2 separate regions of the Homo sapiens genome follow, and region 2 is linked to region 1. Evidence: chromatin contacts called from ENCODE Hi-C or POLR2A ChIA-PET data. All regions are on one chromosome and are shown on one strand. Each heading gives the region's core, a stretch centred on a gene start or an enhancer-like site at or near the end of the contact. The rest is flanking DNA. Distances are from core to core; before and after follow the strand shown.

Region 1 (7,780 bases), core at 1,606-4,105:
TTATTGTTTACAGATTTTAACTCACATTACATCCGTTGTGTTTTAGAATTATATGATGTAACCTAAACTGTAAGGGATCATTCCCTCCACACTTTACATAACTTGATTCAATTTCCTTTACCTTATATTAGCAGATTCAAAGAAGCCTTAAGGCGGATAGAACATACATGAATTCAAATTGTTTCCTACTCTATTTTCTCCTGCTTGGCACCTGGGCAGCTTTATTCTGGAAACAAAATCTCTGTCTTTTCTGAAATGAGAGCTGTCTCAGTAACCAACAGGGCACATATGTCCTTGCATCTTTCTTTTGTGTGATCCAAATAGTGACTCTCTCTCTCTCTCTTTATTTTTTTTTGAGATGGAGTCTTACTCTGTCGCCCAGACTGGAGTGCAGTGGTGCAATCTCGGCTCACTGCAACCTTCCCCTCCCAGTTTCAAGCGATTTTCCTGTCTCAGCCTCCCGAGTAGCTGGGATCACGGGAGTGTGCCACCACGCCCAGCTAATTTTTGTTTTTTGTAAAGACGGGATTTTACCATGTTGGCCAGGCTGGTCTTGAACTCCTGACCTCAAGTGATCCACCCTCCTTGGCTTCCCAAAGTGCTGGGATTACAGGTGTGAGCCACTGCGCTTGGCTGATTCTCTCTTAAATATTGAAGATGCCTGGCAGAAAGCCAAACAGTATTACTCAAGTTCCCTAAATCAATGATTAAAGATTTTTAATCTTGTCTTTTGGAATGGCACACTGAAAGTGTAGCCTGTAAGAATGGCAGCCAAGCCTCATGTAGACATGAATTGTGGGGTAACAAAAAGAAAAGTCTTTTCAGCAAAACTGAGTTAATTCTTTTTTTTTTTTTTTTTTGAGATGGAGTCTCACTCTCTTGTCCAGGCTGGAGTGCCGTGGCACAATCTTGGTTCACTGCAAACTTCACCTCCCAGGTTCAAACAATTCTCCTGCCTCAGCCTCCCAAGTAGCTGGGATTACAAGCCTGCACCACCACACCCAGCCATTTTTTTTTTAGTGATACAGGGGTCTCACCATGTTGGCCAAGCTGGTCTCCAACTCCTGACCTCAGGTGATCCACCTACCTCAGCCTTCCAAAGTGCTGGGATTACAGGCATGAGCCTCTGCACTCGGCCTAAAAAAAGAAAAAAACTGAGTTAATTCTTATCTGAGGTTGATTCACAATAGATCTATCAATTTCATCTCTTTCATTACTTAACACATGGCTTACAATACAAAACTATTCTGAAGTCAACTATTTATTGTTTTTGAATTTATTTACCTATTACCTGATAGGGAACCATGGGAACTTAGAACTAGCAAAGGCTTAGGAACACTGTGGTTTATCTCAGGTCTAAATATTGGAGCCCCAAAGGGATCAATATTTTGTCCATAATTGTAGAGATCCTTAAGCGACAGAGCCTGGAATGGACCCCGACTTTCCTGACCCCAACCTGAGGATTCTCCTTCACTAACATGGCAACATCCGCTCCCAGTCATGACTGTGACACTTCCCCTGAAGAGAGAAGCCTCAGGCCACACCGTTTGTGAGGACCAGGCCAGAAAGAAGCCACAGCGCTCCTCCTGGGTGCTTGTCTGAGGTGGTTTCCTTAACTTAGTTAAGAAAAGGAGAGCATTTCCCTTTCCTCCCCATAATGTAAGAGTCATTCATTATCGGAGTAGGGACTGATAGTTTATTTCTAAAATATCTATTGCAGTCATCAAAATCATTATTAGTAGTACATATATTTTACATTTTATAGGATTAACTTGTCATGGCCCTTTCAAGTGCACTATTGTGTCCTAGCTGTGCCTTTGAGTGACAAGTATTGGTGTTCCCATACTACTGGGAAGAAATTTGAAGCCCAGTGTGGTGTTTGCTAATGGTAACATAACCAGCAGGTACGAATAAGCAGGAGGGATGAGCTCTCAGGAACACAGGTCTTTTAATTCCTCTCCTTGACCCATTCATTTATGTGACAGCTTCTGTGACTGAGATGACAGCTAGTTCTGCAACTGTGAGTGGGGAATTGAAATCTCCTGTAATTTATGTTGAAAAAAATCTTGGATGATTTATTCCTGCCAGGCACTCTCTTTGGCCTCTGACCTTCAAAAGTCCTCACCCAAAGGACAGTTTGTGACTGGGTTCCTGTTTGGAAGGTTGTCGCTGAAGGTGTATGCAGTGTGGCTGGAAACAGCACCCCGGCCCTTGGTGGCTGCGCTTGGTTCCCCTTAAGGAAGCTCCTATGCCGTGCTGGGGCCTGGCCTTTAATTCCCAGAGGGCATTAGTGCTAGCGACACCTCACATCACCACTGAGGCACCTGCCTCTGTTGTTCTCATGTGCATTTTCCAAATCCCCAAATCTGTGCGTTTCCAGAAGTTTCTGGAATGGGGAAGATCTCAAGGACTTACTTGTTTTAATGGTTACAAAAGGCTGGTTGGGCCAATTTCCTTAGGGCATGACCTCTCTGGGGAAGAATTCTGCACCCACAAATCACGGATGGAACAAGGAAGTATTTTTATTCATGTGCCCCGTATCCCTTTTTTCTTTTGAGGCGTCCACCAAAGGCTCAGGATTACCTCTCCTGCCTGCTCCTCACCTCAAAGGTAAACAGACCATAAATTCTGCAGTAAAGCAGTGCAAAGGTTTTAAAGGCTGTGTTTACAACCAGGTTTGATCTCTGAAAACTGAACTTTACTCAAGATAGAGAAAAATCCGAGGAAGAAAGGAAAGGGAGAGATAGCTTGCATCGCACAAATCTCTTTTCACCTCATCGGCCCCCAACCTGGGAGACACACATTCCTTGTATTCAGAACCCAGCGTTCTCACCTCTCGACATCTGCCACGCAAGTTAATGGCAGTTGGGTGTTTGCATGGGAGTGCTGCCCACAAAACCTGTTCCTCATGATTAATGATCAGTTAGTTAAGTGTTTCAGGTCTACAGGATGGCTTCTGTGGACAAGAGAGAAGATTCTGAGCTTCAGATATGTTTGTTCTGTCAGGAAGTCTGTCCCTGGACTCAAAGGCCCTCTGAGGACTGAGGGTGGCTCCTGGGAGGTGTCTCCCCAGGGATCGTGACTCCCACCAGGCACCTGGTCCTGCAACCACAAACTAGAAAAGTGGATGCAGAGTAGCTATCAAATCCATTTGCCAAAACCTCCAAAAGCCTGCTCTTCCTGCTTCCAAGCTTGGCAGAAAGATCTTCCTAGGGATAGGCAAGTAGAGGCCATGAGCAGTCCCTGGAAAGAATGAAGGGCCGAACCTGGGAATCTGGGGGTGGCTCGGCCATTTAGGCTCCTTGGGGTGGGGCCATCAATGAAAAAAATATTAAGATGGCTCCTCATGACTACTTCTATCATCTGTCTTGGCAAGAGGATCTGAAATAACATCTACCTTTCCCTTTGTTTTCAATTAGCAGCAGAGTGAGAGCTTGGCCTGCTGACCGCCCCCTTGGCCAGATGAGCCCCCATGGATCCTAGCGGCCCCCATCCCTGCCCTCACTCCAGAGTGCCCTCTCCACCCATAACTGCATGGCTGTGATTAGTTATATAGCTCATTTGGATTCTACTTGCCTTTATTTCTCGCATGTGTTTGCCTTGTCTCCTGCTCTTGATTGTAGATGGCAGAAGTTTAGAATTTTAAGAGTCTCAGGACAGACGGAATCACACCTAATAGCACAGTGAAAGCACAGTGTCTGACTTTGCCTTGTCATTGATTGAGATTTGAGTCTAGAAGTCCCTGAATTTCAGCTGACAAGAAAGGGATGGGCTGGCATGAGAGTCACTCCATGCCCAGTGCTGGGCTGAGGACAGTGGCTGAGCCCACCGGTGGAGTCATCATCCTCTGTAGTCTCCATCGGCCCCTGCAAAGCTACCCAGGAAAAATGATGATCTTAATAACATCTTTTAATCTGGACAATTGCTATTTTTCAATTCAACGTGAAGTCTGAAAGGAACATTATTTTTATTAAACTTAACTCAAAAGTATGCTTGCTATAAAGACGCTCCTTTAAGACAAGTTCCCCAGCTCTCCCCTTTTAACCTTATCCTCTCCCATATGGAAATTCTGATTCCACCAGTGGCTACATCTCTGTGGGTTGCAAAGATGGGAGCTGAGGGGCTCACCATCAAGGAAACTGACCAGGTCAATATTGGTCAATACTGAAACCCTACCACAAGGCCAGCCAATGTCAGAGACAGACATTTTATTTGAAATGTAATAAATTTCAGAGTGTAATAAATAGAGAGGCTGTGACTGATGACTACTTTTTTTCAGAAGTAGATGGAGGTAATTTTGCTGTGCACATTCCGCCAAGCACAGGGTAAATAAATAACACTCAGCAAGTTACGAATTTGTTTAAACAGTGGGTGTCTCACTGGGTGTCAGAATCGTAAATGTATCTGAGGTCCCTTTTATACCATTCTCTGGATATAACAATCCTGATCCCTAACTGCAACATTTTTTTGGATTGCTTTAAACCCAAACTGTCAAGTGACAGACTCAGGAGTGAAAGTTAAGCTTTCAGTATCCAAAAACTCACTCATGCACAATGTAAGCCCCAAACAGTAGTGAGTTCTCAATGAGAACTCCATTTCAATAACTTACCCGACCTGGTCTGCTCCCAGATGACCCACGTGTTGTCTGTAAGGATCTCTCCCAATCTTTCTAATGATCTGTGAGATATGTGTATTTATCTCCATTTTACATGTAAGAGAACGGAGGCTCAGAGGGTAGACGATGTGCCAAGAGCATGAAGCTGCAAAGGCTGCGGCAGTGTCTGCATCCAGGTCCCTTCGACAGCAAAGCTCGTGCTCTTTCCACTACACAATAATGAACACATGGAGTAGGATTTGGCATGTGAGAGAACCAGCTAAGATTCTATGGCAGATATTTTTCTATTTACTTATTTTATTTTATTATTATTATTTCTTGTTTGAGACAGAGTCTCCCTTGCCCACCCAGGCTGGATTGCAGTGGTGCGATCGTGGCTCCCTGCAGCCTCGACCTCCCAGGTTTAAGCGATCCTCCGATCTCAGCCTCCCCAGTAGCTGGGACTACTGTTGTGCACCACCACGCCTGGCTATTTTTTATTTTTATTTTTTCTGTGGAGATGGGGTCTCCACAATGTTGCCTGGGCTGATCTCAAACTCCTGGGCTCAAGTGTTCCTCCTGCCTTGGCCTCCCAAAGTGCAGAGATTACAGGCATGAACCACTGTGCCCAACATCAATTTATTTATTTTAAAAAGGAACAAGAGGAAGAAGGTAGGTCATAAATTGCTTTATCACTTTCTTTTCTTTATCTCTCGTCTCCTTAGCTTTTCAACCCCATTCCAATTCCTCTCTTGATCATCTCAAGTCCTGTGTAAATCCCAAATTTAAAAAAAAATTTATTTAAAAATAATTTTAAACTTGTAGAAATGAGAAAAACCTTATCTCCCTTTCACCCAGATTCCCAAATTGTTAATATTTTGTATTTGCAGGCTGTCTCTCTTGCCCTGTCTCTCTCCATATATATCGTTTATTTATATATATTATACATAGATAAATAATTAATACATAGTCTTTTTCTGAACGATCTGAGAACAAGTTGCTGACATGCTACTCCATCAGCCCTAATTATTCTAGTGTGTATTTCCTCCAAACAGGGACACTCTCTAACACCACCATCATACAACCATCCAAGCCACCTTCCTACATGATCATTTGTTTCTTTTTAAAAAATGTTTTATTAGAGATGAGTCTTGCTTGGTCGCCCAGGCTGGAGTGTAGTGGCACGATCATAGCAGCCTGGGCTCAAGCAATCCTCCTGCCTCAGCCTCCCGTATAGCTGGGACTACAGGTGCACATACCACACCCCCATCCATTATCATTTCACAGACCCCATTTACGCTTTGCCAACTACCCCAAGAATGCCACTTCTTTCTTTCTGGTCCAGGATACAATTCAGGCTCATATGCTACATTTAGTTGTGAAGCCTCTATAGTCTCTTCTGATCTGGAGTGGTTCTTTAGTCTTCCCCCTGTGTTCCCCTACCTTGTAGAATGGCCCGTGCCTGGGTCTGCCTGACGTTTCCTCATGCTCTGACTCAGGTCGGGCATTCTTGGCAGGGATGCTATAGAAATGGTGTTGTGCACCGAGGAGGTCCATGTTGTCAACCTCAACCGTCTCACCACTGATGTTAGGGGAGCCTTCCTCCATCACCTTGTTTATGTCACCCAGGTGGTAGTATGATCACGGCTGACTCCAGCCTCAAACTCCTGAGCTCAAGCGATCCTCCTGCCTCAGCCTCCCAAAGTACTGGGATTACGGGTGTTAATATGCATCTGTGTGGTACTGTTTCTTTTGTTTGTTTGTTTGAGATGGAGTCTCACTCTGCTGCCCAGGCTGGAGTACAGTGGTGCGATCTTGGCCCACTGCAACCTCTGCCTCCCAGGTTCAAGTGATTCTTCTGCTTCAGCCTCCTGAATAGCTGGGATTACAGGTATGTACCACCACGCCCGGCTATTTTTTTTTATTTTTAGTAGAGACGGGGTTTCACCATGTTGGCCAGGCTGGTCTCGAACTCCTGACCTCAAGTGATCTGCCTGCCTCGGCCACCAAAGTGCTGGGATTACAGGTGTGGGTACTGTTTCTTAATAAGACCCACAATATGTTTTGAGTTTGGTTTTATAAGATAGATACCATTTCCTGACACCCAGAAAAGCTCAGTGTTCACTTTTTTCCCCCTCAATTTTTATAAGTGTACAAAGAACATTTCTATAAAAATTCTCACCTGGCCTATTGTGAAGGGCAGAAGGAAAGAAGGTAAAACTCATACATAACTAGGGAAAAATGGGGAAGTTCTAAAGTTAAAGTTTAAGTCATGTCAACCATAGAGACCTCAGACGTATTTCCTACTGTGCCTATTTAGGTGAGGTGGAGGGCAGGGATGGAGGAAATCGATGATCTTACAACAAAACTGTTTTTAACACTCTCCTGGCCCCTACTAGATTACTTAAGATTTTAGTGAAATAGGTCATTTTGCTTTGCAATCTGCTTAGAACTTTCTGGTTATTTTGAGGATTCTTCCATTCAGAGAAATCAGTAGCGAGTTTGGAGTGAGCCTGATCTCCAAGGTCCTGGGGTGGGCCCAGGAGCGACGCAGAGTCTGGAATCACGTGGACATGCACACAGTGGGAAAAGCAGGCTTGGTTTTTCCTGTGTCTCCTTGGGCAAAGTACTTCATTTCTCAGAGTCTCAGCTTCCTAATCTATAATGTGGAGGCTACTTCAAGGAAAGAGAAAAAAGAGAGAATGGTCACAGTGCTTGACACATAGTGAGCATCCAGAATGTGTTAATGATGATTACAGGGCAAGCCTAATGCCTGGCCCTTGACCTAGGTTGCTCATGGTTCAGTTTAGCCAATGAACTATGAACTATGAGTATTCTAGAAGTCAAATCACCACCTTGTTAGCTTGCATCTCCTAGTGTTGCCACCACTCCCAAGGCACCAAGGAACTTGGGTATTTTTGGAAATTAAACACACACACACACACACACCCCCCACGTCACTTGCCTTCATGATGTGCCAAGGATGTTTCTCTAGCCCCCACTTCACCATCTTAGATGAAGTTCCGAAGAAATGGACCCTCAGAGAAGGACTCGCATGCCAGTAGCTTATTAAGGAGCCAGGTAAGGGAGGAGGAGGAGCAGGAGGGAAAGAGATACCGCCGCCATCAGTCCCCACAGAGGGCAGCTTCAGCTTGATTTTTGCAGAAGAGTCCTGAACTATTAGGG
Region 2 (7,780 bases), core at 5,281-7,780, 100 kb after region 1:
CTGAGGGACTGGGCTGTGGAGGAACGGGGGTGATGGGGGAGGCTTCTCTTTGGGGCGTGTGAGCAGGTGGAAGGGGAGCATTTCATGTCCCGGCCTGAGACAGGACTGGCTGTGCACCCAGTCCAGAGACAGACTCAAACTTCACCTAATCCCAGGTCAGGGCTCCTCAGGGTTCTGAGTGGGCACTGGGCAGTCTGGCTCTTGACCTGAAATGACTTAATGCCCGGGGTGCTAAAGGACATTTCAAAGCATTGGCCTTTCAGAGTCGAGGGGACCTTGGCCCTGCCACTGATGACATGATGCTTGTCATGAGAAGTGACTGGCCCTGGTCGGTGCCTTCTGTGGGGAATGCCCATTGTGCTGCTTGTGTCCTTGTGTGAGGTCATCTCAGTCCCAGGGAGAGATGAGCCCTCATCTATCTATCTATCTATCTATCTATCTATCTATCTATCTGTCTATCATCTATCTATCTATCTATCATCGATCTATGTATCCATCCATCCATTATCTAACATTGATTTATCTTACCACCACTCAGGCCCTTACCTAATCACATTTTCTGAGCTTACTTGCTTCCTAGGAATCTCTAAAATTTCTAAAAATCTAAAGTCTAAATTTCTAAAAGTCTAAAATTTCTAAAGTCTGTTTCAATTTTTGCCAACTTTCCATGACTCAGAAGATATGAATTCCCTTACTACAGACAAATTTGGGAAGGGACCATTTCTTTCCACCCCAGGGTTCTTGAGCACATCTTCCAGGGAGTCTCAGAGAAACTTATCACTTCTCCAGAGTTGTTCACGAATGTCAGATCTAGAATGAGGAGCCGAGTTCCTCGGCTCTTATGCATCTATAAGCAAGCATTTCCTCAACATTCTGCAGTGCTCACCCACCGCTCCTGAACCAGGGGACACACACACACACACACACACACACACCCCACACCCCTCTTCAAAGAAAACTGCAACCGATAAAAGTTTCTTTTAGCAACACAGAGAATGTCACAAGGTCCTACATGATTAAATGCCCAATGGTTGGTGCAGACAGAAATTGAGAGGAGGAAGAGATGCTACTAGTGGAGTCAGCCTGGGAGGAAGGACATCATGGAGAAGGGAGAGAGAAAACAGTGATGAAACTGGAGCAATTGCATAATTTGGCTGGTGCCATGGAGATGCATATATCACAGCTCTTCAACACAGGACTCAAACCTCCAGGGACAACTTTGAATTTGATCTGCAGCCTCCAGAGCTTGGGGGCACCTCCCAGGGGATGCAGCTACATAAGTGGTGAACTCTACCCCTCAGCTGGCCATCCAGGGACACGTGCGTTGGTGGACCACATGAGACCCTTTGGAAAGCCCCAACTGGTTGCCAGATCGCCTGAGAATTCCAACTCCTACTCTAATATTCAGAGCTGCTACTCGTGATGATAGTGGTGTATCCCTTTTGATGTTAAGTGCATACCAACCCCTTCCTAAGAGTTCCTTCCCTGCTCCTTCCTGCGGTTTCTGTTTCCTCCCTGAGGCTGGGGCACCAGTACCTGCCCACACCATCAGCACAAGTGTCACTTCCTTGCCCAGATGAAAGGGAGTCTGCTTCTGTCTTTTAGTTTAAGAACAGAAATGGGTTGCTATTTTTAGCTTTGCATGGGAAAATCCAAGGGAGCATGGAGAAAATGGATCAGCCAGATCAGCCAAAAATCTTTTCTGGGGCAGCTGCCATCTCAGCTGATATGGAGCAAAAGAGGAGAGAAGGGAGGTAGAGATGTCTCAGTCACTCCATTAAACACTGCAAGGCCCTCCCTAGAGCACCCTGGTCATTAGGGAAAGTGTGGAACTGAATCATTCTTGGTAAGGCAGACATTCTTTGCCTGCTATAGGCAATGAGGAAGGACAAGAAAGGCAGAGATGAGAGATGTGTTGTTCTCCCAAAACAGTGAATCCAATCAGCAAGGGGTTTAGAGATGGGTGGCCTGTAAATGGGCTCAAGGGAGGATGGGAGGTGGCCCAGGGGAGGGGTCCAGTTACAGGTGATAAAAAGAAGCCCGATCAGACAGATAGAAGGTTTGGGGATGGGGGACTGGAGGCAGGCCAAGCAATCTGTCCCCATCAAAGAGCAAAGGGAGTAGGTAGAGCCCAGAGAGAGGCACAGAGACAGGGTGGGGATGGGAAGAGGAGAACCAAGGAGGTGCTCTGTGTGTTAGGTAGTGGGGGTCCCGGAGCCTGCAGGTGGGAACTGTCTCCAGCTATTGGGATGAAATAGGGGGCAACTTTAAGCCTTAGAGGAAAGGGTAAAGCAGGGTAGGCACTGCCAGAAGAAATCACGTGCCAGGCTATTGATTTGGTCTTGGAGAGGCAGCATGACTTATTAGAGTGTGAGCTTTTAGGCAGACCTGGGATCAGATTCCTATTATGATTCTTATTAGCCAAGTGAGCTTGAGCAAATTGCTGAGCCCCTCTCTACCTCAGCTTGCCCATCCATATCTTGCAGGATGAGGGCAGTTGTCTTCAAATGGCTTTACCAGAATTAGACTTATGGAGAGCGTTGTGCTTTGTGGGAAAGCTGTGTTGTCCTGTGCTGACGCCCCAAGACACTGGTGGCAGGGGACGGTAGGGTCTGTGCAGGGTGCATTGTGTCCTCTCTTCTTGATCCTTCAAATATTCAAGGCTTCTAAACGATTTGGTGTGAAGGAATCTTTTGTGATCACCAGAGGAAGGGCTCAAGGCTGTGTCAGGATTGACTTTGGACAAAGAGGCAGTAGCTACACATGAACGGAGGCAGGGCACATCCGGCTTCCAAGTTACAGGCAACAAAGGGATGAATGATAGCAGCCTCTTCGAGGAGCATCTGTGAGGAGAGGTGGGCCTAGTGCCCTCAGCCAAGTGCCTGGCATGACGTTGGCACTAAGTAAATCAGAGTTACTCACTAGCCATGGAAGCCGACCCACAGGAGTTAGAGGGAAATCCACTGTCTGGCTTCTAGGAGGGGCTCTGGGCACTCCCACAAAGAATGAAGTGGAAGCCCATATAGGGACCTAGGGCTAGGTGGGGTGAGTCAGTTCCGGGACCACCCCATGCTGAGTCTGACCAACCCCAGCCCAGGACCAGGCTGTGTGTAGAGCGAGGGGCATGGCTTTGCCACCTGCAACAGCATGTGGGCACATATGCTGCTTCTAATCTTTCTTGAATTTGATGCCAGATTAGGAAAAAAAAATGATGACTACTTTATTGGATGCCGGATTGGGAAAAAAATTATAACTACCTGAAAATGATTTAAATGTTCACGTATTAAAACCAAACCTATGGGATTAAATAGACATTTAATCCCTCAGAAATTTCTAGTTGTTTCTCATTGGAGGGACACCGGGGCAAAGTTTTATTTTTCCTTTTGGTTTATTTAAAGCCCTTATTTTCAAGTTTTTAATTAAACTTTCTCATTTCTTTTAATGGGGCAATGTAGCAATGTGAAATATTGAAATGTAAACCTAAGGTTGAAGGTCACAAAGAATAATGTGCAAATGATTTCATACGATTCCCAGCACGATTAACTGCAGAAAGCCACCCTGCAGCAGGCTGGGGTTTCTCCTCTCCACTTGGAAACTTTGGAAACTTTTTCCTTTGATAAATACCTGCCACAGGAAATTAGGCTTACTGATCTTTTACAACTTTATCTTTTTAAAAATGTAAATAGACACACCCCAAACATAATTTTCTCCCTCCAAGTGCATTTGGAGAGCCTGCTGCATTCTTGTGAAAGCTGGAACTGTATCCCATGCCATCCTTTCCCTGACACGTTCTGTCCCTGAATGAGGTTATCTTCCTCCCAGCATGCAATGAGGCCACAGGATGACAGTCACAAGCATCAGGCTTTGAATTCATGGGGTTGGCGATGGGCTCCTTCTTGAATGTGAAAAATTAAACATCTCTTTTTTATTAGAAATCTCCCATCAGGGTTGGAACTTTTCCGAGTGTATGCCCTTAACTCTGAGGAGCCCGGCTATGATGGAAATAGCGTGTGTGTGAATGGCTGGGCTGAAGTGTGACAGGTGTTACTGCTTCCAGCGCAATGCTTATTGTTGTCATGAGCTTTGGGAACCCTGTCTGGCATAGGTGGGCTTCCCCAGATGGAGACTCTGACACAGGGACAGTCATGCAGATTATTTTTCTATGAGTGCTCCCATGAAAGACCAGCAGACATGAGCAACATGAGACAGGCCAGGGAAGGGGCCCAGCAAGGGGGTGACACGAAGCAAAGTCCTGCAGCAGAGCTCCGAGAACAGGGCAGGTCATGCATCCCTGTCATCAGCTCTTGGGTAGGGGATGGAGAATTTAATCCTCCCCTGGGGGGCTGCAAATTCCCAGGCCCATCCTGTGTGCAGATACAGTGGGCTCTGGCATCTGGGGGCAGCCTCCTACTGAGACAGCCCTGCCAGCTGTGGGGACAGACGGCACTGGGAAATGGCCACTAGAAGCAGGTGCTCAGTGACGGCCACCCCTTCCCAAAAGGGAGACAGCTGGGCCTCTGTGTGACTCTCATGTCTCTTCATGTCTCCAGAAGTGTCTCATTTGTTTCAAGATATGAGCAAACACTACTTCAACTTACAGACAGAAGAAGAAATTGCTGACACCAAGTAGTAGCCAGCTCCACTGGAATCTGCTATCTTGTTGTTAAAAGAGCGTTCAAGGCCGGGCAGAGTGGCTCACGTCTGTAAACCCAGCAATTTGGGAGGCCGAGGTAGGCGGATCACTTGAGGTCAGGAGTTCAAGACCAGCCTGGCCATCATGGTGAAACACCGTCTCTGCTAAAAATACAAAAATTAGCCGGGCGTGGTGGAGGGCACCTGTAATCCCAGCTACTTGGGAGGCTGAGGCAGGAGAATGGCTTGAACCCAGGAGGTGGAGGTACGTGCCACTGCACCCCAGCCTGGGCAACAGAGCAAGACTTTGTCTCAAAAAAATAATAAATAAAATAAAATTTTAAAAAATAAAGAGAGTTCAAGATGGCTTGGGCTGGCTAGGTTTCCTCTCTCCTTCTTCAAGGAAGTTCAACCAAATTGGGATGCACTGACTCTGCCCTGGTTCCAGGGAGTGGCTTGCAGATGTTTCTGGCAGCGCTTACTGCCTGTCACCAAGGGTTCTCTCTCACAGGCATTCTCTCTTCCCTTGCTCTCTCACAGTCTTCTCCTCTGCCCTTCCTCCTCTGTAAGCGTGGCATTCCAGGTTCTTCCTGATCCATTCCTGCTTACCCCTCTGCCTTCATCCCACACCACTCCAGGCGCATTTGATGAATGCAGCATACCTGTATAAGCACCTACTTTGTGCCTGCCACTGCTTCTGGCACAGAGATACAGAGGCAAGCAATGTGAATACTATTCCTGCTTCCACAGAGCTTGGGGGCCAGGGTGGAATACAAACAAATAAACAGGTGGTGACAAGGTAGTGTGATAAGTGTCAGGTACCCATGTACAGGGTGCTATGGGAACCAGTAAATGGAATGCCACCTGGACTTGGTGGGCCAGGGATGCTTCCCAGAGGAAGGAACATTTCCTTAGGGACCTGGAAAGTGAGTTGACATGAGCCAGATGAGGGTGGGAGGGTGGGCAGAGTGTTCCAGACAGCATATGCCAAGGCTGAGGCATGAAAGGAAGAGTTCCATATGGTGAGAAGACAGAAGATGTGCTGGGAAGAGGTAGAGAGGGGGCTGGAGGCATAGGCTGAGGCTGGACCCCACAGGGCCTTGGAAGCCAGCTCAGCAAGGCTGCAGAGCCACTAGCAGACCTTTGTAGGCCGACAGGCTTCCTAACCTCTGGGCCTTATCCAGGGATGGGGTCCCTCCAGTTCCAGTGCCCTTGAAATGGCAGGTGACCCATATGCTATAGTGTGTATCACACCACACTCTGAATGCCTGTTTGCTTGCTTGTCTCTCCCATCTGTTCAGTGGGTAAGTTGAGGGCAGGGCTAACTTTCATGCCCAGCATCGAGCACAGGGCCTGGCTCGACCTTGCCAAGGAGGCCACTGGCCTTCCTGGGAGACTGGGGTTTGGGGCCAGCTGCAGACTGGCTGACAAGGAAAGCAATAGGCAGAGAGAGGAGAAGCAGAGAGGGACAGAATATTGAGAGAGCGTGAAGAAGTAGAAAAAGGAAAGGAAATGGAAAATTGCCCTCAGCATTTTGGGCTTCTTAAAGGAAGAGAATAAAAGTATAATTCTTAATTTCTCTCTCTTTCTAATCATCTCTTCCCCCCTCCCCCCCACCCCCGCCTCTCTCTTTCTTTCATTCAGCTGGATCTCCCTATGTTGCCCATGCTGGGCTGGAACTCCTGGGCTCCAGTGATCCTCCTGCCTCAGCCTCCTGAGTGCTGGGATTAGAGGCTGAGCCACTGCACCCAGCTTAAAAGTGCCATTCTTACTACAGCTGGAAGTGAACCACAGCAAATCACCTTCAAAACAAAAGGACACCGAAGATAAGTCAGTGCATAAAAGAACCACAGGCTGAGCCAAGGTAAGAGGCCCTTTAGTGGAGGGCTGAGTAATGGTGGCGACTTGGGCCTCTGCCCATCAGTTAAGAGCATGACTCCTGTGGCTCCTTCAAGCAATCAGGATGGTAAGAACCCACTGCAGAACTGTGGTTTGCTTTTACGGTTTTAATTAAATTAAATTAACTATAATAACCAGGGCTTCTGTGTGTTTCACTTTCCAAATCAAAACGGCCTATTGTAGCTGTCGGGCACAGCGTTTCTGAGCTGAAAATCTAAGTTGCGTGTGTTGGTGCTTTTTTTTTCTTCCTTTACTAGAAGTGCAGGCTGATCTTTTGAGAGCTGAATTACAGTAATAGGAATGGAAATGAGTTACTGATGGCAGCTCTGAATCCCTAATACTGTCACTTCTTCCCATCTGTGCGCCCGAGGCATTGGCCATCATTCTGGGTAAAATGCAGGGCTAGAGCTCCAGCTAGGAGTCAGGAGACTTGAGCTTGAAACCCAGCTGTCTCCTTTATTAGTTTCAAGATCATGGACAAAAAACCTATGGAATAGTCCTAAATCCATAGAGTGGGAATGATGATAATACTTACTTTTCAGGTTATTTGAGGATCAAATGTTGCTCATGCAGCACCAGCTGATGCCAGATATTCCTCAAGGGCTTAACAGACCAACCAGTGATATATGTGAAAAGGTTCACAAAATCCCTCTTGTTTTCTGAGTGGGGAAGGCAAGAGTGCTTTGCTGGGAAAGGGAAAGCCCCTCTGCTCTCCCCATCCACCTTTTGGTAGGTGCCTTTGCCATTAACCCCCCAATAAGTGTTCATTTGCTCCAGGATTACAAGGGGTGTTGCAGGTGGAGCGCTGGTCTAGCTCCCCCAACTCATCGCTGTTGTTCTTGGGCTGAGCTGACATTGCTGCCCTTCACTCTGGCTTTTTAGAGTCAGTTCTGCCCCCATAATGATAAGACTTTCCCTCCCGGGGCCCCTGATGTTTGTTCTCCCCCATGGCCACCTCTTAGGTCTTGCCTGCGTGTGGTTTTCTTCCTCCCAGCATGCAGTGAGGCCACAGGATGACAAACAAGCACCAGGGTTTGAATTCATGGGGTTGGTGGCGGGCTTCTTCTTGAGTGTGAAAAATTAAACATCTTTTTTTTCATTAGAGATCCCCCATGAGGGGGATTATACAGCACTTGCTGTGCTTTCCTTCCTTAGCACCACTGTCTCCACTCAAATCAGCTGTGGCCCCAAATGCTCTGGACCTCACGGTTGATACAAGACAGATACAGCCCTCAGTCCCTTTCCACAT

What was found. Hi-C counts contacts between places; a loop is a spot of excess contacts on that map. ChIA-PET counts read pairs that join two places held with the same protein, here RNA polymerase II (POLR2A). Pooled maps may share reads with other maps.
Region 2: a map of natural killer cell shows a loop between it and region 1 (4-fold over the local background). The contact joins two enhancer-like sites. A Hi-C loop is called at or near these places in 3 of 168 maps with a recorded cell type or tissue (CD8-positive, alpha-beta T cell, colonic mucosa and natural killer cell) and 3 of 50 pooled maps. POLR2A ChIA-PET finds 5 or more read pairs at or near these places in 2 of 52 experiments (PC-3 and Panc1).

Annotation. Positions count from the first base shown.
Region 1 is chr18:22,239,361-22,247,140 of GRCh38, forward strand. It overlaps LOC105372018 (a long non-coding RNA gene), which reads right to left. Exons shown (of 3, transcript XR_001753369.2): 2 at 4,610-4,824; 3 at 3,572-3,672. Among named protein-coding and RNA genes, the nearest start is that of GATA6, 74 kb to the left of the region's middle. Within about 2 kb of position 2,856, at least 4 of the 41 ENCODE cell types and tissues checked have a DNase peak (open chromatin) inside an H3K27ac peak, as active enhancers do.
Region 2 is chr18:22,336,306-22,344,085 of GRCh38, forward strand. No RefSeq gene overlaps it. Among named protein-coding and RNA genes, the nearest start is that of CTAGE1, 78 kb to the right of the region's middle. Within about 2 kb of position 6,531, at least 9 of the 41 ENCODE cell types and tissues checked have a DNase peak (open chromatin) inside an H3K27ac peak, as active enhancers do.